Regions from separate parts of the Homo sapiens genome. Here regions 1 and 3 are each linked to region 2. A link is a loop called in an ENCODE intact Hi-C map of the cell type or tissue named here. Cell type or tissue: PC-3. All regions are shown on one strand.

Region 1 (2,500 bases), 390 kb after region 2:
TATGTAAGTAATTTTATCTGAAATAAAAAGTAGCATCATTTAAGCATACAATTTTTGATAGTCGATTGCATGCTTTCCTTAGAGAGTACAGATTCAGAGTCCTCTGAATTGTTCATTCCAACCAGGCCATGTTTTAAAACAAAAGGGGATAATATTAATGAATTATAGGTCAACAGAGTAAACTGAGATTCTTACAGGCAGACTAGGAAATGTGGTCACCCTCCTTTAGGAGTTTGGCAGATAAGTAAAGTACATGTGCCTCTGCTTTTTCTGGGGAAAAGGAAGGAGTTCTATTGATCTAGAGATGGCAGAAACTATGCAACTCCAGACAGTTATTTGTATGTAAGAATACAGACCCAATCTTATCAGATCTTCTGATTTGTCAAGAAAAAATAGGGAATTCCATCTGAATTCTATTTTATCTGAAATATCTTGATGTTTTAATGTTAGTAATGCAGTGATTTTTTTTTTTTTAGAAAAAGCAGTTCTAGGTATAGGCAGGAGATAAAAATCAAAATGAATAATAATCTGCATAGGCTAGATACACAGATATCAACATTAGCCACTTTGTAAGAGCAGGGTACTCCAGGCATTATACCTTTAGTCGCTGAGTCATGGGGGAGGTTTGGAAAGTCCTAAACAAGGGGCCTATGCAGCCAGGATATTAGGAAGACATTCAGGAGGCCTGAAAGCATCGTAATATTCTAAACCCAGCATAGCCACAACCTAAATATTCATCCTGGTATAGCTATAAGGAATACTTCATGAGGCCCTCCAAAGTGACTTTGTTAACTTCTGAAATAGTGTGATAATTTTTATTTCCCTACTCACTCACCACACAATCATTTCCTAATTGCTGTCTGTGTTTGACTTGCACCTGTATTAGGTAATAAAGATTCAGAATTTTATTCACACTGGTTCCACTACCAATTTTACTATTCAATTGAGAAACAGATACCATTAGCTGCTAATTCCAAAATCATCAGTTTGGTGACTATAACTTGGGTCAGAAAGATTTAGCACTGCTTCTCCTTCCACATCCACAACTTCTAGCTCACAGTTTGCCCCTTAGAAGTATCTGTCTAACATTCATAGTTTAGCCTGCAAGCTGTTGCTTAGTCTAGTAATGACACATACAGAATGGTTTTATGGTCAAGCACTGAGTCATTCCCCAAGCTGCTTGTTTTAGCTATATTCTCCAAATGTATACAATATAGATTTATAAAAATGATTATGCTGAGGTTATAATTTCAAAATGAGCCACAAAGTATGTTTGAGGTACTCATCTGGCCTTTTCATTTTACAGATGAGGAAATACCCACAGGCGGTTGAGCAAATTCCTGAAGAGCATACAACTTGTAAGATGATGACTTCAAAGCTCTTTGAGTGCTATCAGAATTTGTGAGTAACAGAGGCTTCAGCCTATGGATGGGGATGGAGGCTACACAATTTGAGGTAGGGAAGGGTGGGAGTTTGGGAACCAAAAGTAGTTACTAGCTTGTTACCAAAGATAGATTTTGGTTGCAAAGAGGCAAAGTAAACTGCCAGTGACCTCACCACAAGGCAGGGGCAGACTTCCTGCTAAGGCATTAAGACCTTCTCAGTCATCTGGGGAACAAAGTGGCATTCACAAGGAACCGCCTCTGACCGCAGACCTACTGGGTAGTGGAGGTTTTTCATTCTTAAGTTTGTTCTTTCATTCCTATCAACTTGCAGATTTTCTACTGTCATCACCCACCTCCTCTCAAACCCTCATTTCTATTCAGCTTAGATCTCCTCTTTTCCTTTTGTTTTCTCCTCGATTATTTTTATCTTATTTTATGCCATCATGCCCCATTTCAAAGAAATGTTCTTGTTTTCTTAAAGCCTTCTACGTAAGATCCATTTAGCTCCTCATTCCTACAGAAACCTGGATTTCCTGTGGCAAAACCACTTCCCTCACAAAATTCCAAGTACACTCTTTTTATTCTTCATCCTGCCTCCTGTTCTCTTGGTCTCTGAGTCATCCAAAGCCTAGGTCATCCATGACTTATACTGAAATCCTATCTTCTCTGTCAGCAAGATTCTGTTTCAAAAAAAGGAGCCATTGCCCCCTCTTCATGTCTAGTAACAATGCCTTAGTTCGTACACTTAGAGTTTCTAACTCAAAACATTGTAATTGACTTTTGAATGATTTTTCCACCTCCTTCTTCCCTTTCAGCTCATTCTTCTAGCCACCAGAGCTTTTTGTGTAAACCACAACACTGATAATGTCATTACAGCACATGTGTTATCACTTCCAAGATAAAGTCAAAGTGCCTTGGCAGTAAAAATGCTTTGTCCTAGTGAATTATATGCTTTCTTATGTTTTGATCTAGTGATTTGGTTTATAAGAACTTCTTTTAAAGAAATAATCAGATTTAGAGAAATGTTTATTTTAATAATATTCTCTGTAATGCTATTTAGAAGAACCAAAGAACAAACTCAAGTGTTCCTAAATAGAGAAGCCATTTTAAATTTT
Region 2 (2,500 bases):
CCAGTAATACCATTACTGGATATATATCCAAAAGTAAATAAATTGCTCTAACAAAAAGACATAAGCACTCATATTCATCACAGGGCTATTCACAATAGCAAAGACATGGAATCAGCCTAGGTACCCATCAATGGTGGATCCATAAAAAATAATGAAATTATTTCTTTGTGACAGTATGGATGCAGCTAGAGGCCATTATTCTAAGCAAATTAACACGAGAATAGAAAACCAAATACTGCAGATTTTCACCTACAAGTGGAAGCTAGACACTGGGTACTCATGGACATAAAGACAGCAATAGCAGACACTGGAAACTACTAAGATGGGGAGACAAGGAGGGGGCCAAGAGTCCAAAAGCCACCTATTGGGTGCTATACTCACTACCTGGGTGATGGGATCATTTGTACCCCAACCTCAGCATTACATAAGGTATCCATGTAACAAACCTGCACATATACCCCAAATCTAAAATAAGAGTTGAAATTATAGATAAAATAAAAGTTTTATCAACATATATGTATCACTATATGTATTATATTATGTATAATTAATATAATAAATATGTATCAATAAAATATATTTTTTCCAGCCAGTCATTCATGTTACCTGTCCTCCTGTTCTTTAACCTCACAAAAATAAAATTGGGCTTTCAAAGTTTTTTTTCCTGTTGCCCAGTAGAAAAAAAATGTTGTGGCTTCTACTTAAAGTCATCTAATTTAACATCAAGGCTAAAACAGGGAGAATATCAAGAAGCTTAAGTATGTGGACAGAGAAGGAGACATTTTCATAAGTGTTAAATAACAAACAGAGAAATTTTCCTGAATGCTTCACTTCACATGACATTTGCCTTCATAAAGATTGCTCAGTACAGAAAAAAAAGAACTTTGAGAAACCCTTGAAAAAATGTATGAGATAGAACTGAACAGGCATGAGCTGTCATGCCTAGGATAAGTCAAAGAAGGAAGTCACCATGAAACATACAAAACAAAAGTGACATGGGAATCACGAGGTCATAGAATTAAGCCTGCCACCCGGTGGAATGTCACACAGCATGCAAATTAAAATTAAGGTCTCAGTACTGAGCTACTCAAGTAAAGGGATGAGCATTGTTGGAATATACCTTGAGTTGGACACACAAGTCCACTATGGTGAGATGTTTTTTAATGTCTCTACTAAACCTAATTTGATTCTGCAGAATATCTGCCTTAAAGTAACATTACATTTAGGTCTATCTAACTCCATTCTTTTGAAATACAAATTGGCCTACCCACTTAGTTCTCCATATGTAATATGTCAGGAATAAGAATTTTTCTTTGTAATAACTAGTCACATTAATAAACATTTCTTAGTATCTTTTGATACATAGAACAGACTCTTGCTTGAGTATTAGGAAATATGAAGAAAGTTTATTGCCCTGTGAGAAATTCGTAATTGGTCACTTGGTGAATTTGTACTTTATTGCTTTTCCTCTGAGAAATGCATTCCTTGGTTTATAAGACCTTGAAATCTCTAAGATAAAGAAATTTTGTTTCTATTAATGTTGAGAAACGTCATCACTATTATGTTTTTATGGTTGGATCTTTGGTGGTTACCCATTATCATTACAGACAACAATTTCACACTGTGCCTCTAACATTCTCAAATATATGAATTAACAAAGAAATTGTATGAAATCCTGAGAAGCACAGAAAAATGTATGTCTTTTTTTTTCTTAAGCTAGATATTTAAGAACAAGGCACAATACATCTTGAAAAAAAGATTTATAGAACTAATAAAATCTTGGCAAATAAAGCATTATGATTCCATTCACAAATGTGATAAAGACAGTAAGCTAAACTTTCAAAGCTGCATCTTAGACACTTTATCCTAACTAGGTTTTCTAAGATTTAACCACCCATGCGAATTACTATGTGTTGTGAATTTCAAGTACCATTTTTGCCTTTATTTATTGGATCTGCTAATTTTTCACTTCTGAGTCACAGCATTCCAGCTGAGTAATCATTGCATCATTATTTTAAAAAAAGGAAAGAAAGGAAGGGAGGGAGGGAGGAAGGAAGAAAATTATAAAACTCATAACTTTTTTGCAAAACAAAACCATGTTTTCCTCCAAAATACAAGAATTGACAGCAGAGTTTATGCTTTTCTCACAATTGCAAATACAGTTGACCTTTGAACAACATGCATCTGAATTGCACGAGTCCACTTATACATGAGTTTTCTTCTGCGTCTGCCACATCTGAGACAGCAACACCAATTTCTTCTCTTCTTACTCCTCCTCAGCCTACACACTGTAAACACAATGAGGATGAAGACCTTTATGATGATTCATTTCCACATAATAAATAGCAAATATATTTTCTCTTCCCTGTAATTTTCTTAGTAACATTGTTTTTCCTCTAGCTTATTTAATTGTACAAATTCAGTTGTACAAATTCAATTGCACAATTAAATAAGCTAGAGGAAAAACAATGTTACTAAGAAAGTATATAATACGTATATA
Region 3 (2,500 bases), 160 kb after region 2:
ATGTGATATCCCACTGGGTTTTGATTTACATTTCTCTCATGATTAGTGACGTTGAACATTTTTTCAAGTTTGTTGGCTTCTTTTGAGAAGTATCTGTTCATGTATTTTGCTGATTTTTTAATGGGGTTATTTGTTTTTGGTCTGGTGTCCAGGCTGGAGTGCACTGACATGATCTTGGCTCACCTCAACCTCGACCTCCCAGGTTCAAGTGATTTTCCCACCTCAGCCTCCTGAGCAGCTGGGACAACGATCAGATGGATGTAGGTGTGCAGCTTCCTTTCTGAGTTCTCTATTCTGTTTCATTGGTCTATGTGTCTGTTTTTGTGCCAATACCAGGTGTTTTGTTTACTGTAGCCTTATAGTATAGCTTGAAGTTGTGTCATGTGAGGCTTCTGGCTTTGTTCTTTTTGCTTAGGACTGCTTTGGCTATGTGGGCTCTTTTTTGGCTCCATATTAATTTAGAATAGTGTTTTCTAGTTCTGTGAAAAATGCTATTGATAGCTTGATAGGAATATGGTTGAATTTGTAGATTGTTTTGGGCAGTATGGTCATTTTAACAATATTGATTCTTCAATCCTTGAGCACAGAATGTTTTTCCATTTGTGTCACCTATTATTTCTTTAAGCAGTGTTTTATAGTTCTCTTTGTATAGGTCTTTCACCTCTCTGACAGAGAGTGACTTAGACAATTTTGGCTGCTATAACAAAGTCTACTTAGTTAGAAACAACTTTACATACATAAAATATCTATTCTTCAATGGTTCCTGTACATGGTTCCAAAACATACCCCAGGATTAAAATGAATTTTTCTCACATACATGCCAGTGTTTTTTCAAACCACTTTATGACATCCTACTACTTTTTTCTTTTGCCACAGCAGTTCAGTTTGAGAGGTTCTGTGAGATGTCTTTGATATGGAAGAGTTACTAAAAAAGGAAACTTAGAGCTTAGAGAAACAGGAAATTTTGCTTCTAAACATTTAAGTATAGAAATAAACACAGCTATACATTGGTGAAGACAACATACTGTTAGTATCACAATGAGATGTGGCATTTGGATTAAGTTGAAAGGAAAGTATTTCTAATTATACAACTGAATTACAGATGACAATTTGAACTGCTTAATGTAGTTTATAGATTAAAAAGTTCATAGTGACATTTTCCTTTTTCTTCTAGCCACCCTTTGATAACCCCTTTAATGGAATGTTGTGAGCCACAGGTTCAAAAGTAGTGAACGCTTAGGAGGCTTAACTTATCCTAATGACCTTTCAATGCAAAGCAAAAGGTCAACAGTTAGTGTTACATTGAGGCTGACAAAGAATGTTGCCTAAACCTGAATGACAAAAGCTTGCTACTGGAGGTCACCTCTTAATTGACTTTCCTGACATTAATGCTTGTTGTAAACCAGGAAACTCATTTTGAAGTTGCAGTCCTTTCTTCAAAGTCTTGCTTATTATAGATAACATATTTGTCATATCGGTCACTGTTTACTCAGCCTTATGAATGTTTTATAGAAACCATCAAATGTTGCTCATTCTTTCACAAGTCACATATTAAGTACAATTTCTTTAAACTCAATTGGGGTTTCAAGCTTTGTCTGTAATATGTACACGCATCTAATGAACTTTAGGTCTTTGGCATTCCTGGACATGTCTATTGTGTTAATACCCTTGGTGTGTTCATCATTTACAGAAGGCAAGGTGGAATGCAGACTGGACTGAGCAGACCAGTGTTACAGTGCCCACACTAACATACCTTATTTTTTAACTTGGCATTGTTTAGATGCTACTCTTAAATTCAGGAGATGCCTAAAAGTTTATATGCGAGCCTAGTAGACAAGAGTCCTGTTTCTCAAACTTTCTAGGTCTCATTGTTCTAATTTATAAATTTAGAATTTTTGTAAGTGATCTATAACTCTAGTTATACTGATATTGTATTTCAAACATGTTTGTTCTCTGTTACCTTTAGCTGAAATAGAACAATGTGAATATTCCATAGCCTCTGATTATTCATATTTTGTTGAATATCTGTTCTCTACCACTCCTCCAAATTTGGCAAACATGTCTTTAAAGTACTTGAGACAATCCAAAGCATATTCATCAGTCTTTTCCTCCTAGATGTCTGTCCCTTATTCCTTATAGAGGAAATATGATCTCATAACCTCAAGTTTAAAGAACCATACAATATTAAGCTAGAAGAGACTTTAAAAAGTCATATACTCCAGCAGTGCTATTCATTGGCCACTCAAATCTGTTCCACTCTTCCCAAGAGGTCTGCTAGACCTGCATTGTACAATATGAAAACCATCATTTAAATTTAAATTTAAATTAATAAAAATTAGGTAAAATTAAACTTTACTTCTTCAGTTGTACTAGCCACATTTCAAGTGCTCATAAGCTACATGTGGCTATCAGAGTCCATATTGCACAGCACAGAAATAAATTACTTCCACCATCACAGAACGTTCTATTAGACAGTGATGATGTAAACTAAGCTTTAATA

Evidence for each region. Hi-C counts contacts between places; a loop is a spot of excess contacts. Peaks named below come from ENCODE experiments on the same cell type or tissue, not always from the same donor. Only the 100,000 strongest peaks of a DNase experiment are listed, where the experiment ranks them.
Region 1: a loop joins it to region 2, with 2.6 times the contacts of the local background. A loop is called at or near these places in 3 of 110 quality-filtered maps.
Region 3: it touches region 2 in a loop (7-fold over the local background); 3 of 110 quality-filtered maps call a loop at or near these places.

The regions. Positions count from the first base shown.
Region 1 is chr3:110,813,120-110,815,619 of GRCh38, forward strand. No RefSeq gene overlaps it. Among named protein-coding and RNA genes, the nearest start is that of NECTIN3-AS1, 260 kb to the right of the region's middle. In PC-3, no CTCF peak of the experiment used is centred here; DNase peaks (open chromatin) are centred at 1,252 and 1,992; H3K4me3 peaks cover 881 bases; H3K27ac peaks cover 2,500 bases.
Region 2 is chr3:110,418,309-110,420,808 of GRCh38, forward strand. No RefSeq gene overlaps it. Among named protein-coding and RNA genes, the nearest start is that of NECTIN3-AS1, 650 kb to the right of the region's middle. In PC-3, a CTCF peak has its summit at 1,041 (motif pointing left); DNase peaks (open chromatin) are centred at 1,983 and 2,263; H3K4me3 peaks cover 1,071 bases; H3K27ac peaks cover 1,849 bases.
Region 3 is chr3:110,582,165-110,584,664 of GRCh38, forward strand. All of the region lies in intron 3 of LOC105374037 (a long non-coding RNA gene), which reads right to left. Among named protein-coding and RNA genes, the nearest start is that of NECTIN3-AS1, 490 kb to the right of the region's middle. In PC-3, no CTCF peak of the experiment used is centred here; a DNase peak (open chromatin) is centred at 1,527; H3K4me3 peaks cover 551 bases; H3K27ac peaks cover 1,048 bases.